Linked DNA regions of Homo sapiens: regions 1, 3, 4 and 5 are each linked to region 2. Evidence: chromatin loops called from intact Hi-C (ENCODE). Cell type or tissue: heart left ventricle. All regions are shown on one strand. Region 1 overlaps LOC643339 (a long non-coding RNA gene). Region 2 overlaps LINC02412 (long intergenic non-protein coding RNA 2412). Region 3 overlaps LOC643339 (a long non-coding RNA gene). Region 4 overlaps LOC643339 (a long non-coding RNA gene). Region 5 overlaps LOC643339 (a long non-coding RNA gene).

Region 1 (4,000 bases), 52 kb after region 2:
TCCCAACTACTCGGGAGAATTGCTTGAGCCCAGGCAGGGATTCAAGGCCAGCCTGGACAACATAGCAAGACGCTATCACAATAAATAAATAAATAAAGGAAAAACAAAAATCTGTAGCATATCGGACTCTTGCATACGTGGATATTACTGCTTCCTGTGAGGCTACATATGAAAGTGAATTGATTTAAGGATTATCTAAAGGAAAACATCAAGTTAGTAGCTGAGTATAGGAAAGTGGACTGGAATATGGCAAAGATTCTCTAAGTGTTATTTGAATGACCTGAGTTTGGGAAATTCAGATCAAGTCCAATCTCCAGGATGCAGAGAGAGTAAGTGAGTTGTCCAAGGTCACGAAGCAAGTGGAGATCACAGACCAGAACGCAGCCTCCGCCCCCACATCTTTATTCAATCATTTCTTCCTACTTTGCAGATGTGGAAACTGCAGGCCAAATAACAAATTCTGTCTTTCGCATGCAGTAACTGCCATGAGAATCTGACTGCAAAGTAGAAAGCCTAGAGTTGCCTTCACGAAAAATCAAAGTTAATATTTATATAGAGAGTGCTTACTGTGCATCCCGGTGTTATAAAAATGTCATACATATTAATTTATGTTAATCCCTAAGCCACTCTGTGAGATGTGCTTAGGTATTTCTACCATCCCTCTTTTTGCATGAAGAAATTAAGGAACAAATAACAATAGCTTTCTTAGATTATAACCTTCAGAGCTGGGATTTGAATCCCCAGGTAGTCCAGCTCCAGAATTTGCCTCCTTAACCATTACACATACAGCTCACCAATAATAAATGGAGAGGTGAAAGGGGCAACTTGTCTACCTGGTGAAATTGTAGATTCTGCTCAGACAATGTATTCCTCCCCTGTTCCTTCCTGCTTCACATTTTTCAATTAATGCCTTGTTCATTCCATGGAAGACATTGTTTCTTCATGCCACCATTTTTGAAATAATTAATTAGCATTAATTAATTAATGTTTTAGAGATGGGGGGGTCTCTCTGTTACCCAGGCTGGTCTCGAACTCCTGGGCTCAAGTGATCCTCCTGCTTCAGCCTCCCAAGTAGCTGGGATTACAGGCACCACCTGCAGCGCCCAGCTCACATCATCACTTTTTAATCTGCAGAAACTCAGATTCCACAGAGAGAAATCTGTGACTACCAAGAACAATTCTTTTATAAAAATAAAATTTGTTGGATTTCTATGATAAAAACTGTAAAGAAATAGTCCCATCCCTAAGGTTGAAGAAAGGACAAGAGTCATAGGAAGTGAATGCAGGGAGGGATAATTTTGGGAAATGGTGGGGCCGAGAGTGACACTGGAGAGGAGGCCTGTGTTAGGACTGGTCCAGCGCACCACAGGGGGCCACCAGGTGTTGAGAAAGCCCTGCCTGGTGCCCAGCACTTGGCACAGCACCTGGCATAGAGCAGGTGCTCGAAAGCTTTGTTGAATGGATGGAAGTCTGGATGGAAACAGAAGCCAGGCACGGAGGCGGGCGCCAGCACAGTGACTGGAGGTGAGAAGGCATCAAACACTTGACCTACTGTGTAACTTTGCTCAGGTAAGCCCAAGAGGCAAGCACAGTGCCAAATCTCCCATCAGCAGACAAAGGAGCTGTGAGTAAACCATTCACTGTGCTGCTGCTCTGGCTAGAAAGTTTTGCTTTGGGGAAATCCTTTTCATGTTTGTTACCTATTGGTAGCAGCCCCCGTTCAATCCTCCGACCTACTCTTCCTTAGATGAACCGCCCTCACTCTCCTTCCCTATAGGGTGCCTCAGGGCGGGCCAAGCCCATCTGGGGAGCATCGCCAGCCTCCTGTGTACTGGTGCCAGAGAAAGATCAACCCGTGGCACTTTTCTGTATCTCACCAGCAGGTGCTGACAGCTGAGCCATTCCACGCACCTTCGGAGCAAAGAACTGCCGGAAACCAGGGCCAAGTTCAGAGCCTGAAATTTTTTTCAAAGGCTACAAGGAGAAACCTGGGGGGCCTGATCACACATTACATAAGCCGTATGTGAGCAGAGGATGCCACTGATGCTAGGAACCCAGTGCCTGTCGGAATTGCGCAAGGTTTACGCAGAAGCACTTAAGTGTTGCAACATGACCCCACATCTTTACCAAAAATGTGAAACATTCACGCAGCACACACTTTAAAAACACTAAAGCTTGTCTCCGCCAGGTGGCTAAGGCTGCTTGATGGGGCTGACAGGAGAGGAGCTTTGCAGGGGGGCCTGACTTACTGTAGCTCTTGGCCCAGGGAGCTGAACACGCAGTACTTTGTACCCCAATAGCCCTGGGCAGCCCAAGCCTCTGATAAAATGTACTTTTCTGTGTGTTTGTTTTTCCTGGCAGTCTCATTTTGGGTTATAAATGGCTCCTTATTTCCATCCCATAGATCCATTCTTGCCTCTGTTGCGTTCTCTTTCGGCTTTCCAAAATAACCGAAAGGTTGGTAAAATCAACGCTGGTGAACGGCTTGTTCTGACCTTGAGCAGAAGCCGAATTTCCACATTGCTCATGCCATCTACAGTTGCTCCCGTGTCCGAGAGGTTGGCTGGAAAGGCCTCCTGAAAGCAGGGGATATAATTATACTTACACTAAAGCACTTGTTGCCATTAAATGCCAGGAAGTGGCATGGACCTTCCCTTGCTCCTGCCCTGCAACCTTTTTGGAGGACTATTGGGCAATCATCAGAGGTTATAGAGTTGGAACAGCATTCCCCCCAGATAGGTCATTTTCCCTGCAGGACAGCTTGGAGGCAAATTTTATTAAGTATCAAGTAGCTGACCCAAAGCAGTATAAATAGCGAGAGAACATATGACAAACCCAGAAATGAATGTGTTTAAACCCCAGGCTGAAGATATATGATGTGTTTACTGTTATCAGCACCTGCATGAAGATATTTTTGCCCAGTAGCCATCCAGGAAAAGATGAAACATATAAGTGACGTTATTAAGGCTTAATCTTAGAAAAATAATTTTGACCCTACTTTTGGAAGTCAGTGGACCACAGAGTTAATTTGGGGAAGGGACCTGAGGATAGGTTGGATGTGATTGGCTGTCATAGGAAGTACAGACAGACACTTATAAAACATCCCAAGTTCAGCCAGTTAAGAGCCAGGGGGAAAAACATGGAACTGTAGTTTACATTGGGTAGGAACTGTAAGCAGTCACTATCAGGCAAAAGGGACTTCCAAGTTGGAATTTTTCGAGAGAGACATGGAGAACATTTTAATTCAGGCCTGTTTTCCTCCATTGTTCCCTACCTTTATTCTAGGACATACCACAGAGTACAAACCATGCTTTAGTGACATTGATCAGGCCACAGATGACTGAGTTATGAGAGGCCATGAGCTTTCCAACATCAGTTTCCTAAACCAGCTGCTTCTCATCAGTCTGGTCCCCACTGGCCAGAGCTATTGACATCCTGGAAGATAATCCTATATTCCTACAAAGGTAGGAGAAGGTTCTGGGGAGAAATAGTGTAAGTTTTTATTTTTAATTTTTGATTATTATGGGTACATAATACATGTATGTATTCATGGCAGGGGTACATGTGATGTTCTGATATAGGCATGTGGTGTATAATGATCACATCATGCTAATTGGGGTGTCCATCACCTCAAGCACTTATTATGTCTTTTTGTTAGGAACATTCCAGTTCTACTCTTTTAGTTTCATTTTTGTTTGTTTTTGAGAGGCAGGGTCTCGCTCTGTTGCCCAGGCTGGAGGGCAGTGGCAAGATCACTGCTCACCGCAGCCTTGACTTCCTGGGCTCAAGTGATTCTCTGGCCTCAGCCTCCCATGCAGTTCTATTAATAGAACTAAGACAAAAAGGGTCATAGGCTTTCAGAGGCCACAGTGACCACAAGAGGCTGATGCACCACCATGCCTGGCTAATTTTTGAGTCTTTCCAAGAGAAGAGGTCTCCCTATGGTGCCCAAACTGGTCTCGAACTCCTGGGCTCAAGTGATCCTCCTACCTCGGCCTTC
Region 2 (4,000 bases):
CTTCACAGTAAACTAATCTTGGGAGAATTCTTTCTGACTGAGCGCTTTCCAAACCACCATTCTTTAAGTGGAATTTATTTGAATAATTTGACATTGATTTCTAGTCTGGGTACCGTTTAGTTCCTTTTTGGGTCACTGAGCAAAAGGACTTAATACGTTGCATGTTCCACATAAAAATATCACCTGATTTTAGCTGTTCAGTGAGCTCCTAGGACAAAAGGAGGTTTACTGGTAATGGAAAAGTATCACTTCCAACACAGGATGTGCTGTGAGCCTTGGTGGTATGTAACATATTCAGTAGTGTTTTCATGAACCTGTCAGCAGAGCCTGTGTAAACTTTGCAATGAAATTCACCTTCCACTCAGCTCAACTTTATGGCTTCCTGAGCAAGGAGGTAAAGAACATGGAAGAGAAGTGGATGGGTCACAGGGGCACCTTCTGCCTTGTGGGACTCCCCCCTCTGGTGTCTGGAAGGGATGATGGTGGTTGAATCCAAGGTCACTGCCCCTAGGCAGAGAGAAGGAAGAGAAGTGTTTTCTTCAGGTTCTTCTCCTTTTGATAGGAGACTGAGGCTCCTGCTCCAGATTCTATAGGGAATAACATAGAGAAATTATACTTTATCACTGGCAAAAAATTCATCATTTGCAATTTGGGAATAATACATTGTGTACAGAGTTTAGAATCAATGCGATAAGCTATTAAAAGTACTTAACTCGATAGCTGGCACTAGTAGTCACTCAATTATTATTTTTTCTTTCTGGCTGTCACCAGTTACAGTTTTGCATTTTTACCTTTAGGTCTTTGATCCGTTTTGAGGTAATTTTTGTGAAAGAGATGTAAGGTCTTGGTTTAGATTCTAGTTTATTTTTTCCTGCATGTGGATGTCCAGTTGTTCCAGCACCATTTACTGAAAAGACTGTCCTTTCTCCACTGTATTGCCTTCGCTCCTTTGTCAAAGCTCAGTTGACTAAATTTGGGCGGGTCTTTTTCTGGGCTCTCTATTCTGTTCAGTTGGTCCATTTGTCTATTCTTTCACCCATGTCACATTGTTTTGATCACTGGAAAGCTTTTCAAAACCACAAAGCCTTATACCCATATGAGGCACTACTAGTAGAGACAGTCACCAGCTGAGGGCTGATGGCATTTCCTCAGCTCTTATCCTCTCCCTGCTCTGTGTGAGTTAGAAGATGGAACTCCTCATCTGTGAAGAGGGAAAGCCAATGCTCCAGGGCTAATGGTTTACTGAGAGGATGATGGACTTGGTCTCTTCCTTTCTGCTGAGTTAGAGGACAGGGCTTATTCAGAAATGTCTAGTTAATCTCTGCTTTTTCCGACTTCAAGGACCTAATCATAACACTTTGCTACTGGCAACTCAAGCATTATATATTCTGTTATTTTTAAATATTCTATTATTTTCTTGCTTGTTTTAGACAGTAACATTGTTTCCTTTTACTGCTCAGTCTGGGCATGGCTCATGATTGCCCATTATAGCTTCAGCTGACATGGATCCTGTGTTTTAGCAACTAGTTCTCCAAGTGTGGCCGCTGACCCGCAGTATCAGATCCTCTGGGAAATGCAATGTTAGAAATGCAAATTTCTAGGTCCTACCCCAGACCGAATGAATCCAACTTCTAGAATAAGGCCAAGTAAATCAGCGTTTTAATTTAAAAAAAAAAAAAAAGATACATGCTCAAGTTTGAGAACCACAGACTTTGAGTTTACAAAGCGTTTTTCATTCATTTAGTAGCAGCATTCTCACATGCATTGTCTCTGATAGATGGCATGATGATCCACTTCCACTTGGTTATTCTTTTCCCTCTGTGTTTTAGGGCTTACCATAGGAGGCCCTGCCGAAGCTGGCACGCTGCATGGGAGCTATCCTTAAATGCCACTCAGAACACTCTCACAGCCTGCAGCCTTCAGAAGGAGAGTGTCGCATGGTCTAGCTGCTGAGTGACCGCTGATCAACAGCTGGCTTCACCTTGCATCCTGACTCCTGGGAGATCTTCCTCTCCCATCTCTCTTCCCTTCTTTCTCTGTAGGCGCAGCTGTCAGGATCAACTGAACCCCTGGGGATGGCTGTCTTTAGAGAGGAGCTATGTGGCCTTGAGAAAAGCTGGGTAGATGGACGGCCTGTCCTTGGAAATGGGCTCTCTGCAAGGACAAAGCCTAGGAGACTGTTCCTCAGGGTGCAGAGCACAGGCTTGCCTGTTTATTTAGGTGTGAACTTGGAGTCAGGACAGGAGTTTAATGAACAGGAGAAGGAATTTTGTTGAGTTTGTGGCCTTATGCTGATTCTTTTTGGGATGTTGAGTAGCATGAATAGAGAAATCTTTGATGAGAAGAAAAAAAAACAGTTTTAGTGAAGTAAATAAATGCGGGTTCATTTTCATTTGTAAATATATTTCTTCTATTTGTTGTTACTCCATTTGTAAGATGCACACGTATAACCATAGATTCAGAGTTTTTTTGTCTATCCATTGATGGCAATCTGTGTTACTTTCTGTCAAGGAGGCACAGCAACTTGGTGTCAGTGTGGTGAGGCTCTGGCTGCCACAGACAGTATAGGTAGTGGCCTTCTGTTAGTTGATAATTAATTACTAAATTGGCAGCATGTGCCCCTCATTCTGTGATACACACACACACACACACACACACACACACACACACACGGTACCCCTTATGTCTGCTTAACTTCCAAGAGTCTTTTGGACATATAAAATTTGCCTGCGTCAAAAGTTTAAAATATGCATTGGTTCTGTGCCTATTAAAAGCAAAGTTTAAAATAAAGCCCAAATAATGGATGAAATCCATTCAGGCAGCTTGGTGGTTTAAAGCAAGACTGAACTTTCTACTTTTTGAAAAGTGTATTTCCAGGAATAAAGCTGAGTGGGCAAAGCAAGACCTAATTTTCCTTATTGAATAGGAAATAAATTGACACATATTGAATGCTGTCTCGAAGGTGCTTATACTGGTTGGGAAAAGATGGCCTTGAGACCCAGGCTATTCATGTTAAGATTGAAGATGAGGTGAAAATGCTAATTAAATAATGCCATGGCAAAGTTGGCTGAAAATGAGTAAGCAGGACTTTGTGAACCCTTCATATTCCTAATAAAACATCTCTTCCTTACTTGAACATCTCTTCCTCTCTCTTTTGAACTTCAGCAGGCTATAAAGGACAATGCCCTTCGTTTGTGATTATGTAATCTCTAGAAACATGCCCTCATATATTGCTGGTGGGAATGTAAAATGATGCAGCTGGCAGCTGCTGGGGAAAGCAGTTTGGTGGGTCCTCAAAAAGGGAAACACAAAGTTATGTGTGTTTATGACCCAGAATGTTCCACTCCTAGGTATATACTCACAATAACTGAAGACGTATGTTCATACAAAAACTTGTACACAAACATTTATAGCAACATTATTTATAACAGGCAAAAAGCAAATACAATCCAAATCTCCATCAGCTGAGGAATGGATAAATAAAATGTGATACAGCCATACCGTGAAATACTATTCAGTCATAAAAAAGAAGAAAGTACTGATAGTAAGAGTTGAATAAGGAAGAAAGAAACATGAAAAGTGGCTTCACAGTTAAAAACAGGTTTATTTTGGAGAATAAACCCGAGAGGGGCTTCTGGCTGAATTAGGTCAGGGGCACTCTCTGTTACAGACTAAGAGTATTTAAGGGTTTAGGGCAGGAGAGCTTATCACAGGCTCAGAATATTTCTGTGTTTCTTTGTCTTGCTTATTTGAGAGGGAGTTTTTGTGTTTGTTTCTATCCTTTTTTTTTTTTTTTTTTTTTTCAGCTGCAGGCATACCCAAGCCTGCTTTTAGCTTCCCTATCTTAGTGTACCTAAAGGGAAAGGAATGTGCTTATTAGGGCCCACTGTTTTACTGGGGCCCATTGTATGAGTGTGAAGTTTGGCAGTTACCCAAGAGACTTTCCCCCCACCTTCTGTGCCTGAGCTGTCTTATCTGTGTTTTACTGTCTGCTCTTTCT
Region 3 (4,000 bases), 110 kb before region 2:
CAAGCTTTCCAAATCTTCTTCCCAATTTTGAAAAATACACAAGTAATGCCCATACTATCAATTCTTTCATAATTTTCTTTAATTTGACTCACTTTAAAAACTTAAGCTTATTTTAAAAGGAGATTAAATTAATTATCATAAATGGAAGACTACTATGAAACAGAAGTTAACTGAATACAATAAAAGCAAAATAATAAATGACCTACTGTGTGCCATTTAGAATCATCTTTCAGACCACTTGGGGTTAAACTCTCTTTTGGAAAATCCCCTGTGAGGACCCTCATGTTTCCTCCCCAGTCACTGAGGGTGGGGCGAAGGCAGCATTCTCTCACTGTGGCAAGGAACTTTGGCTCCATGTTCTGTCTGTGAATGACCTTGACCAACTTACTGGTTCCTGGGAAGTTTCTAAGCTATAGGAACAAAGACCATCTCTTAGAGTTTCCATTAGGATCAAATGAGACAACACCTGTAAAGGGCCTACCATAGGCCTAATAATAGGAAGCCCTCAAGAAATGGGCCGGGTCTGCTGGCTCATGCCTGTTCTCCCAGAACTTTGGGAGGATCACTTAAGCCCAGGAGTTTGAGACCACCCTGGGCAATATAGTTATTTTTAATAAAAAAACTTAAAAAAATTAGCCAGATGTGGGACTATGCACCTGTAGTCCTAGCTGCTTGGGAGGCTGAGGTGGGAAGATTGCTTGAGCTCAGGAGGTTGAGCCTGCTGTGAGCTGTGATCATGCCACTGCACTCCAGCCTGGGTGACAGAATAAGACCCTGTCTCAAAAAAAAAAGAAAAAGAAAAAGAAAACAAGGAAACACTCAAGAAACATTAATTTTTCACCTAATACTTCCACTGTGGCAAGGAATAAAATTTGAATGAAAAGCCCTCTTGCCTTTGTATTTGGCAGTCTGCTAAGCTAGGCAATTTGGTCTTCAAAACAGCCATCCTCCCTCCCCATTTTACCAGTGATAAGACTTAAAGCTTACATTGGCTAACTGACTTTCTTAGAGTGCACAATTACTAATGGTAAAGCTAGGATTCAAAGCCATATCTGTACACTTCCAAAATCCATGTACTTGCTCTTAATAATTAAGCTAAACTGATTTTTAAAAAATATTAACCTTATTGAGGTGTACTTTACATACAATGAAACTTAATCATTTAAACATATATTTGGATGAATTAAAAAAAATGTTTATGGCCTGGCGTGGTGGCTCATGCCTGTAATCCCAGCCCTTTGGGAGGCTGAGGTGGGTGGATCACCTGAGGTCGGGAGTTCGAGACCAGCCTGGCCAACATGGTGAAACCCCATCTCTACAAAAATACAAAAATTAGCCGGGCATGATGGCAGGTGCCTGTAATCCCAGCTACGTGGGAGGCTGAGGCGAGAGAATTGCTTGAACCCAGGAGGCAGAGGTTGTAGATCGCACACTGCACTCCAGCCTGGGTGACGGAGCAAGACTCCATGTCAAAAAAAAAAAATTTATATTCATGTAACCACCAACACAAGATTTCACCTCCCAAGTTTCCTTAGTGCTCTTTCCTGGCCATTCTCGTTGGCCAATCCCCTAAGTTTCTGTCCCATTATTTCATTGAGTCTATTTGGAGTGTATATTCGGAGCAACTTGAATCTATGCTTCTGGGTTGCAGTCCTCAAATCTGGCCCAAATAAACGCTATACTTATACAAATTTTGCCTCAGTTTTTTCCTTTAGGTTGACATCATGGTATGGACAATTTTTCTTAACCTTTGCTTATTAATAGGCATTTATTTTCTCTGTATCTCAGCCCTGTCCATTTCTCCTCATCTGCACTAAGGGAACCAGCATCCCTCACCTGGACAACCGCAGATCCTGTTAAGTTGGTCCCCAAGCCTCCTCTTTAGCCCCTTTCAACTTACTCTCCACTATGCAGGAAGAGTGATCTTTAGAAGTACACATCTGCTCAAGGATCTTCAACTTGCCCTAAAACTCTTCTTCCTGGTATAAAGATCAAAATTGATGTTTTGGCCAGCCAGACCCTGCATGGGTCAGCCCCTTCCTACCTATGGCACCTGTCTTTTTTTTTTTTTTTTGAAACAAAGTCTCACTCTGTTGCCCAGGCTGGAGTGCAGTGGCACGATCTTGGCTCACCACAACCTCCGCCTCCCAGCTTCAAGCAATTCTCCTGCCTGAGCCTCCCTAGTAGCTGGGATTACAGACGCACTCCACCACCACACCTGGCTAATTTTTGTGGTTTTAGTAGAGACGAATTTTCACCATATTGGCCAGGCTGGTCTTTTAACTCCTGACCTCAAGTGTTCTGCCTGCCTCGGCCTCCCAAAGGGCTGGGATTACAGGCATAAGCCACCATGCCTGGCCTATGCCACCTGTGTTATCACTGCTTTGCTCAATGGTTCTTTGCTCCCCTGCTTGGCTGGCCTTTCTTAGGTTCTTCTTATGCATTTGCTGCTCACTGTTGCAAGCCTTAAGATTTTTGCAAGTGCAGTTTCCTTCGGATGAAAGGCTCTCCTCTTCCTAAGCCCGTTCACCCACTCTCTGCCCCCACCAGCTAACATCTACTTCTCTCCTCTTAACCTCAACAAACATCTCATTTCTTCAGGAAAGCCTTTTCAACTGCCTGAGTTGGGTCTGATCATTTGTTTTCTTTTTTTTTTCCCTGAGACAGAGTCTTGCTCTATCACCCAGGCTGGAGTGCACTGGTGTGATCTCGGCTCACTGCAACCTCCGCCTCCTGGGTTCAAGTGATTCTCCTGCCTCAGCCTACCAAGTAGCTGGGATTACAGGCGTGCACTACCACACCTGGCTAATTTTTATATTTTTAGTAAAGACGGGGTTTCACCATGTTGGCCAGGCTGGTCTCGAACTCCTAACCTCGTGATCTACCAGCCTTGGCCTCCCAAAGTGCTGGGATTGCAGGTGTAAACCACTGTGCCTGGCCTGATCATTTGTTTTCTAAAAGAATTGTATTTCTTTTCTTCTTCAGAGTACTTTTCTCAGGTTATAATTTTGCCTTCTCTGGTAGGATTACAGTGTAGCTTAATTTGTTAATATTTGTTTCAAAGACCTTAGAGATTCAGGCTGGCATGGTCCATGTCTTTTTCACATCCTGTTGACTCATAGCACATTTCTCAGCCCTTGGCACCTAATAGCCAGAAAGTAGAAGATGAATGAATGAATGAATGAATGAACTCACCCTTAGATCTGCCAGTGTCCCCCCATGAGCATTTCTAAAGTTCCACCGGTAGGTAAAACTATTGTTGACCTTTTGGAAGAAGGGCATTACGAAAGGGGATTACTTTTCTGGAGCATTTGTTTTGTGCTAGACTAGGTGATTATCTTACTGTTGGTGTATGGAAGAAACAGGGATATACTTCCCTATGGGCTTTGAACTTCAGAAAGGAGATTGCCTTCAGAGAGAGCTAAATTGCAAAACAAACATAAAAGGAATCAGATTATGTAGGCAAATTACCTTAAAGGATGGAATGGCTTCTAGGTCCCAAGACTTGACTAATAGGCTTGAAGTTATTTACAGAGACAAAGAAAGAATGTGCCCTTCAGAAAGGAAATTAATTCGCCCGAGAGGAGGGCAAACTAAACTGTGCCTAAGGGGGGTTGGCTACAGAGCAAAGGCCCCGCCTCATCAGGCCCCAGTACAAACTCTTCAATTCCAGTTCCTCTGGAGGTGGATGACTCTGCCTGCTTTCTGGTTCTGCATTCATCAAGCAACCTAATTATACTCTGGCCTCCAGGGAGCAAATATAGCCATCAACTAATCTATTCTCAGGCCTGCTTGGCGGGCTATATCTCCTTATAAATTAATAATTCATCATTCTGTTTAGGAGGCCAAAGCAAGAGCATTGCTTGAAGCCAGGAGTTTGAGACCAGCTAGGGCAACAAAGTGAGATCCCATTTCTATAAAAAATAAAAAGAAAAATAATTTGACGTTTTAGTTTTATATATGGGCCTTGATGATGAGCCTGGTTTAGGGGAGTTTGTCG
Region 4 (4,000 bases), 120 kb before region 2:
TCAGGCACAGTTTATGCTCACTGTCTCATGTAAAATTCACTGTATGCCTATTCAGAAAATTGTAATATTTTCTTTTCTTTCTTTCTTTTTTTTTTGAGATGGAGTCTCTCTCTTGTTACCAAGGCTGGAGTGCAATGGCGTGATCTTGGCTCACAGCAACCTCCACCTCCCAGGTTCAAGCAATTCTCCTGCCTCAGCCTCCCGAGTAGCTAGGATTGCAGGCATGCGCCATCTGGACCAGCTAATTTTGTATTTTTAATAGAGATGGGGTTTCTCCATGTTGGTCAGGCTGGTCTCGAACTCCTAACCTCAGGCGATCCGCCTGCCTTGGTCTCCCAAAGTGTTGGGATTAAAGGAGTGAGCCACCACGCCCGGCCAATATTTTCTTCAGTTTGCAGATGAGTAAACAGAAGTTTAAAGAGGCTAAGTAGACCAGGCACGGTGGCTGACACCTGTACTCCCAGCACTTTGGGAGGCCTAGGTGGGTGGATCACCTGAGGCCAGGAGTTCGAGACCAGCCTGGGCAACATGGTGAAACCCCGTCTCTACTAAAAATACAAAAATTAGCCAGGCATGGTGGCAGATGCTTGTAATCCCAACTATTCAGGTGGCTGAGGCATGAGAATCGCTTGAACCCGGGAGGCAGAGGTTGCAGTGAGCCAAGATTGTGCCACTGCACTCTAGCCAGGGCGACAGAGTGAGACTCTGTCTCAAAAATAAAATAAAATAAAATAATAAAGAGGTTAAGAAGATGGCTTAAAGTCACACAGCCAGCAAGTCGGGGGAGCTTAGTCTCTGTGACACTATCACCCATGCTGTAGACCATCACCATCTGATAGAAATAATGTGAGCCCCATATATTATTTAAAGTGTTCTAATAGCCACATTAAAAAGTAAAAAGAACCATGTGAGATTAATTTTAATAATATATTTCCTTTAACCCAATATAGCCAAAATATTATCATTTCAACATGTAATCAATATAAAAACTATTAATGAGACAGTTACTTTTTTTGTGCTAAGTCTTTGAAATCTGGTGTGGATGTAACACATAGCACATCTCGGTTTGGAGACTAAATTTTCATTGGAAATACTTGGTCTGTATTTAGATTTCATAAAATTTCATAAAATTAGATTTTATAAAATTTAGGTTTCACAAAATTTACAGTTGAAAAAGTAGATTTACATATCAAAGTTATTCCAAACATATGCAGAAATTCTCCAATAACTAAATTATGTAGAAGTTCTTCAATAACTAAATCTGGTCCAAGTTTTCAAATTAAAGTTTAAATTAATTACAATCTCCTTTCTCTGTCACTGTAGCTATATTTTGAGTGCTCAGTAGTCATGGCTGAGTGCTCTAGAACATTCTGTTACCCTGCCTGAATTATTTCTGTTAAGGGCTGAATCTCAAGGGGAACAAAACTTATGCCATAGCCAGAAAGAGGGAGAAAATTCGTGGAAGTGGAAGAAGGGTCAGCCAAGGGTCAAGAGAAAAGACCTTCTTTTTGGCTGCTATTAGGGTTACAGTAAGTTCTAGAGTTTTGGTAACTAGGGAAGGAAGCTAAAAGTGTTTTCTTTCATTTCTGAGAATACGTCATGTGTATATCTTACTAAACCTGGCTTTTCAAAGAAGGCTATGTCTTGATCTAGGAAAGATTAAAGCCAAATGAAAATAGCACTGAGCTCCTGGCAGAATAGCTCACCAGCTGAGCATGTCCATGAGGTCACAAGCTCTGTCTGTGTAATGGTTAGTCACTCAGTAAGGGGTCCAAGTCAAAGCTAAACCCTCTACCACAAACCCTGGAATGGAAAGGATCTCATATTTATTCTTGTCGTAGTTGTTTGTGGGGATCCCTGGGTTATGGAATATGTCTCAAAATGGCAGAAATTACACCTCGGTGCCAAGCAGTAGTTCCTGATCTTTTAAAATTCAAATCTATTTTACAGTAATAAATAATGTTATGATCCCCTCTAAGGAACTAAAGTCATTATGTTATTTCTGCAAAGTAGTTAGGAAATAAAGAAATTATTTTAGGTTTTTAAAAATCAACTTAATGCCAGGTGCAGTGGCTCATGCCTATAACTGTAGCACTTTGGGAGGCCAAGGTGAGAGATTGCTTGAGGTCAGGAGTTCAAGACCAGCCTGGGCAACATAGCGAGACCTCATCTCTACAAAAGAAAAAAAAAAAAATTAGGGCCTGGTGCAGTGGCTCACGCCTGTAATCCCAACACTTTGGGAGGCCGAGGTGGGCAGATCAACTGAGGTCAGGAGTTTGAGACTAGCCTGGCCAACATAGTGAAACCTCATCTCTGCTAAAAATACAAAAAAATTAGCCAAGTATGGTGGTAGGCGCCTGTAGTCCAAGCTACTCAAGAGGCTGAGGCAGGAGAATCACTTGAATCTGGGAGGCAGAGGTTGCAGTGAGCTGAGATCTCGCCACTGTACTCCAGCCTGGGGCAACAGAGCAAGACTCCGTCTCAAAAAAAAAAAATTTTTCAAAATTAGCCTGACATGATGATGGGCACCTATAGTCCCAGCTACTCAGGTGCCTGAGGCAGGAGGATTGCTTAAGCCCAGGAAGTTGAGGCTGTAGTGAGCTATGATCATGCTGCTTCACTGGGCAAGAGTGAAACTTTGTCTCAAAAAAAAAGAAAAAATCAACTTAAGAGAATTATGTTTTTAAAGATTATATTGAAGTATGTCTTAATATGTTCTGTAATAATACTTATAATGCATATAAACACCAGCTTTAACTTTTCCTTAAACAAATGACGTATGCTACTTAATTTACTCTAAATAGATTATATAAAAAAGCATGATTTAGGGTCGGGCGCAGTGGCTCATGCCTGTAATCCCAGCACTTTGGGAGGCCAAGGCTGGCGGATTACTTGAGCTCAGGAGTTTGAGATCAGCCTGGGCAACATGGCGAGACCCCGTCTCTACTAAAAATACAAAAAAATAGCTGATGTGGTGGCATGCATCTGTGATCCCAGCTATTTGGCAGGCTGAGGTGGGAGGATCGTTTGAGCCCAGGAGGCAGAGGTTGCAGTGAGCCAAGCTCCTGCCACTGCACTCCAGCCTGGGTGCAGAGCAAGACTCTGTCTCAATAAATAAATAAATAAATAAATATATAAATAAATAAAGCAGGACTTGACAAGTGCATATTACAAATCACATTACATCTTGTTTGCTTTGGAGACTAGATGTATATTAAAATGTAGACTTAGATTTAACTATTAATATGTTTTACAGCACCAAAAATAATGGCATTCACAATCTGATGGTTGGAATTCTTGCATTTCGTGTGCTTAAAAAATGTAAATCATCACTTTGATTTGATTATTTTTTGTTTTTTACTTCTCCAAGAAGAGGTAGAGTGATGGCTTTGTGCCCTCACTATATGGCAAATACCCATTTACACAGAGGTTAAGAAAGTGGGATTTGGAGTTGATTGTCCGAGTTTGAATCTGACTCTGCCACTGACCAGCTGTGTGACCTTGAGAAGTTACTTAAACTCTCTGTACCTTGTTTTCCTTGTCTAAAAAAGGGACTCTAATAATAGTACCTATCTCATGGGGCTGTTGCAGGATTACACAAGTTCACATCTGTAGGGGACTTAAAACAGCTTTTGGCGTATGGGAAAGGCTCAGTAAATGTTAGCTCTGGTTTATTTCCACATGGATATTCCACTTAACATTCCAAACCGAAGTTATCAGTTACTTGCACTTTATGCACTTTCTATGTAAACTAGTGTTACTATCAAGAACTTTATTACCCTAAAAGCCCATGATTCAATTTTTCTTCCACTTATCTCCCTCATCTAATCACCCAGCAAGTGCTGTCTGTTTCAGGTCTGGTTTCTCCAAGCCATTTGCTCTTCTCCCTCTCTTTGATCATTGCTTCTTCACCGGTCTTTCTTTCTTTTCTTTTCTTTTTTTTTTTTTTTTTGAGATGGAGTCTCACTCTGTCACTCAGGCTGGAGTGCAGTGGCACTAT
Region 5 (4,000 bases), 120 kb after region 2:
TGAGCTGAGATGATGCCACTGCACTCCAGCCTAGGCAAGAGAGTGAACTCTGTCTCAAAAAAAAAAAAAATGCATAATTATGGACACAATTCCCCTTTCTTCTTTCCAAAGGAGTAGCCAGGAAAAAAATTCAGTGCTTTTACTCAGTGCTCTTCATATGTTTTTTTCTCTTGCCCTTAAAACATGTACCTTGTGCCAGGGGAATGGTTTCCTCTCTGGATCCCTCAAAACAGCTCCAATTAATACTTTTCTTATTTACTCCAATTAATATTTTTGGTTTTTTCTCTCTTGCCCTGGAATAATCTTCCTCTTTGTCCTTACCTTTCTTCAATTCTCCTATCTCCCTTCTAATTCTCCCTAAACCTTGGATCTAGTCATCCCACTGGACACCCCATTTTCACAACTTTCTGGTATATTGAGTCCTGGTTTCCTTGGACAAGTTGATGAGAGATCGTTTTTGAAATTCTTCTGCAATTAGCTCCTGAAGGAATTGGGGCTGGAGGAGCCTCAGATGGTCCAATGACTTCTGGACATTTGGGTGATCAAGGGGGTTTTAAGAGACTTTCTTGTGTTTCGGTTTCCAGGGATAGTATGCACCCCTACCCTGTAGGTCCTTTTAGCTTGCAGAAGGTAGCCATGAACCAAGAGGTGCCCATCATTCCACCCGGAGCAAGCATCTTGCCTGCGTTTACTTTGGGGTAAAAAGTTTTATCAGGGGGTCAGCTCCTGGAGTTTCAGGCTCTGAAGCTAGTCCTTGAAGATTGGGGAAAATATACCTAGTGAAGGAGAGGAGGAGGTGAGGGAACAGCTTCTGGAAGCAGCAAAACCTTCTTAGCTTTTGACTCCTCCTCCTGTCTATGCAACAGGGAGAGGGGCTGTGCACGGTTCAGGCCCCTTGGCTGGTCTCCCCATTTTCACGTTTGGTGCTGTCTCAGCAAAGTTTTTGTTTTCTAGGATCGGCTGTAAACAGGAGGCACACCATGTTTCCTGTATGGCTTGTTGGCTTTTATATGACAGGTGTGTCTCGTGGCAGGAACAACAGCTCAAGTGTGGCCGAGTCTCATCAAGAGGGCTTCTCTGCTCAGTTGTCCCTTCTGTTTCAGCTGATTCTTGGCTCTGTGCTTGCGAGCATCTGGGAAACTGGGCATGGAAGTAATCCCACCCTTTGTTCGATAACTAGCAGACACACAGGCGAGACAAGCCAGGAGCACAGCCAATTCCCTTAAGGAGTGTGGGCTGAGACCATGCCAATGGGAGGACAGGAGGCAGGGGCCCTGAGCACTGCCACCAGTGCACCAAGCCAAGCTGGCATGCTCAGCCTCTGGCACGGGCTTCAGGTCTCTGACCCCCCTCTTATTCCATCCTTCCTGAGGATTCATTAAGAGTGCTTAGGGGAACACAGAAGGCTTTTTATAGGCATCCTGGTTCAGCCTTGGTAGGGTTACTGAAAACAAAAAAAATATTTCTGGATTGGAAAGATCTTCAGAAATGTTCTTGCCAAAAAATGTTTTATTTAGTTCTTTATCACAGGTCATATTTCTGCAGGGAGGATTTTCCTAACACCTTCAGAGCTCAGAGCAGTGCCATATGCATGAGGTATCTGTGTGTCAAAGAGATGGGAGGAGCACAGCAGGGGTGTGAGAAGGTTGGCTTGAGCTTTAAAATTTTGAAACTTAGGGAGGTTTTTGGAATCACCAAGCCAATAGCACCAATCACCCAAGCCCCAAAAGTGCTGAGGTCCTGTAGGGATCCTCAGCCACACTCATTGTTTCCATGGAAACAATAGAACTTTCTGATATAAAATAGAAGGCAACCTATAGACATCACACTTACAAAAATAGAGATCTGGTTTTCATCTCTGCTTCTTGGGCTAGGGCCAGCTTTTCCTGTTGTCTCTTTTATGGAATTTGAAATAAGGAGCCGAAGAAAAACTCCTAAGTGGGGAAAAAAGACTTCATTCCCTGAGTCCGAAGAAGGAGTCAGTGAACCCATTTCAAATTAGCAAGTTTTGACTAGCAGCTTCCCTGCACGACATTGGAGACCCCACACTGAGCTTGCTTTTAAGTGAGCCCCTGAGTTCTTCTTGTTTTCCAGTGTCGGAACTTCTAAATTACAGGGGCAACAGCCCAGGAACGGAAAAACTGCTCTCATCTGCTTTCTGGCCTGTCTCCAGACTAGAGCAGCTGTGAATATCTTGAGGTTTCCACTGTGGCCTGTCAGAGACTGCTGGTTTGAATAATCCTGATGAGATTTGGAGAAAGAGCACAGGCACATGAACATTTATAAGCAGAGTAGAATCTTTATCCCTTTCAGGTTCATTGGAATGTCACTGTCACTACTGATAAATCAACAGTGTCATCTTTTCCATTACCTCAGCACCTCACATAGAGAGCAGGATGTAATGGACGGACCCTTACTGCAGGGGTCAGAATCCCAGGTTCTGATCCTGATTCTGCCTCCGTGAACTGTGTGACCTTGGATAAGTCGCTTACCTTCTCTGGGCTTTACTTCAGTCACCTGTAAAGGGGAAGGGGGGAGATACTAGATGATCTTTTTGTTTTCATTTTTCTTTATTATAAAAACATATAAAATTTACCATCTTAACCATTTTTAAGTGTACATTTCAGTAGTACTAAGTATATTCACATCATTATGAAACAGATTTCCAGAACGTTTTCATTTTGCAAATCTGAAACTCTATAGCCATGAAACAACTCTCCTTCTTCTCTTTTTTGAGGCCTCTGGTAACCACCATTATACTTTCTGTTTCTATGCCCCTCCTATGACCTCATATAAGGGACACCATACAGTATCTTTCTGCTTGCAACTGACTTATTTCACTTCGCATAAAATCCTCAATGTTTATTCATATTGTAGCAGGTGTCAGGATCTCCTTCCTTTTTAAGGTTGAATGCTATTCCATTGTACAGATATACCACATTTTGTTGATCCATTCATCCACTGATGGACATTTGGGTTGTTTCCACCTCTTGGCTATTGTGAGTAGTGCTATAACCTTGAGTATTCAAATATCTGCTCAAGACCCTGCTCTCGATTCTTTTGCATATGTACCCAGAAGTGGGATTGCTGGATCACATTCTAGTTCTATTTTTAATTTTTTGAGGAACTGCCATACTGTTTTCACAGTGCTGCACCACTTTACCTTCTCACTAAGAGCAAACAAGGGTTACAATTTCTCCACGTTCTTACCAACGCTTGTTATTTTCTGCTTTTTTTGATAGTAGCCATCCTAATGGGCATGAGGTGATATATCCTTGTGGTTTTGATTTGATTTCTGTTTCTCTGATGATATTAACTGTTCATCTTTAACATTTATAGCTCTAGATTCTTTCTGTCTTCAACCAACTTTTTAAGCACTCTTTTCTTTCTGTACAGGAACAGATAATAGTTAATTACTGAGAAACTGAATCTATCACTGACTCTGATAGGGTTTGTTTTTTGGGTTTTTTTTTTCTTTTGCATGCTGGGCTTTTGCTGTGTGTAAGTGATGGGAAATGAGGATGTATTCTTCAGGACTTGATATAATTGAATGTCTGTCACTTGAAGGAAAGTGCGGAGTGGAATCTTTTTCCTTCCAAAACTAATGCTTCTTCACAACTGACTATGTGTTGATCATTTTTCTAAGTGCATTACATATATTAACATATTTAATCTTCATAGCAACAACAATCTTATGAGGTAAGTATTAGTATTATCCTTATTTCACAATCATGAAACTGAGGCACAGAGAGGGCAAGTAACTTGCCTAAGGTCACACAGCTAGTCAGTTAAGGCCAGAGGTCTCCCTGCCTCCTGTCTCTCTCAATCTCAGCCATTGCCTTGGATAAAAACCTCTTTAATCTTTATCCCGTTACAAAGGGATGCTTTTTGTCTCCTTGCCCTTTCTCCTTTCCTTCCACATCATTCAACTGTGCCCTTTGGAACTCTATTCATATATCTTTAACATTTTTCCTAAATGTTTCCTCTGTCTTCTGCTATC

The links. A loop is a pair of places that touch in the nucleus more often than their neighbours do. Peaks named below come from ENCODE experiments on the same cell type or tissue, not always from the same donor. Only the 100,000 strongest peaks of a DNase experiment are listed, where the experiment ranks them.
Region 1: it touches region 2 in a loop (2.3-fold over the local background); 28 of 110 quality-filtered maps call a loop at or near these places.
Region 3: it touches region 2 in a loop (2.2-fold over the local background); 8 of 110 quality-filtered maps call a loop at or near these places.
Region 4: a loop joins it to region 2, with 4 times the contacts of the local background. A loop is called at or near these places in 12 of 110 quality-filtered maps.
Region 5: a loop joins it to region 2, with 3 times the contacts of the local background. A loop is called at or near these places in 2 of 110 quality-filtered maps.

What each region holds. Positions count from the first base shown.
Region 1 is chr12:93,126,007-93,130,006 of GRCh38, reverse strand. The region is part of intron 3 of LOC643339 (a long non-coding RNA gene); the gene reads left to right. Among named protein-coding and RNA genes, the nearest start is that of LINC02412, 46 kb to the left of the region's middle. In heart left ventricle, a CTCF peak has its summit at 2,191; DNase peaks (open chromatin) are centred at 1,488, 1,866 and 2,196; H3K27ac peaks cover 2,445 bases.
Region 2 is chr12:93,177,892-93,181,891 of GRCh38, reverse strand. It overlaps LINC02412 (long intergenic non-protein coding RNA 2412), which reads right to left. Exons shown (of 3, transcript NR_120492.1): 3 at 60-587. The region is part of intron 3 of LOC643339 (a long non-coding RNA gene); the gene reads left to right. Among named protein-coding and RNA genes, the nearest start is that of LINC02412, 5.5 kb to the right of the region's middle. In heart left ventricle, no CTCF peak of the experiment used is centred here; a DNase peak (open chromatin) is centred at 1,907; H3K27ac peaks cover 1,695 bases.
Region 3 is chr12:93,292,564-93,296,563 of GRCh38, reverse strand. The region is part of intron 2 of LOC643339 (a long non-coding RNA gene); the gene reads left to right. Among named protein-coding and RNA genes, the nearest start is that of NUDT4, 83 kb to the left of the region's middle. In heart left ventricle, no CTCF peak of the experiment used is centred here; no DNase peak of the experiment used is centred here; H3K27ac peaks cover 583 bases.
Region 4 is chr12:93,300,502-93,304,501 of GRCh38, reverse strand. The region is part of intron 2 of LOC643339 (a long non-coding RNA gene); the gene reads left to right. Among named protein-coding and RNA genes, the nearest start is that of NUDT4, 75 kb to the left of the region's middle. RefSeq lists enhancers at 1,297-1,346, 1,367-1,426. In heart left ventricle, no CTCF peak of the experiment used is centred here; no DNase peak of the experiment used is centred here; H3K27ac peaks cover 3,050 bases.
Region 5 is chr12:93,059,246-93,063,245 of GRCh38, reverse strand. All of the region lies in intron 3 of LOC643339 (a long non-coding RNA gene), which reads left to right. Among named protein-coding and RNA genes, the nearest start is that of LINC02413, 71 kb to the right of the region's middle. RefSeq lists an enhancer at 2,738-2,787. In heart left ventricle, a CTCF peak has its summit at 2,424; a DNase peak (open chromatin) is centred at 1,285; H3K4me3 peaks cover 932 bases; H3K27ac peaks cover 2,950 bases.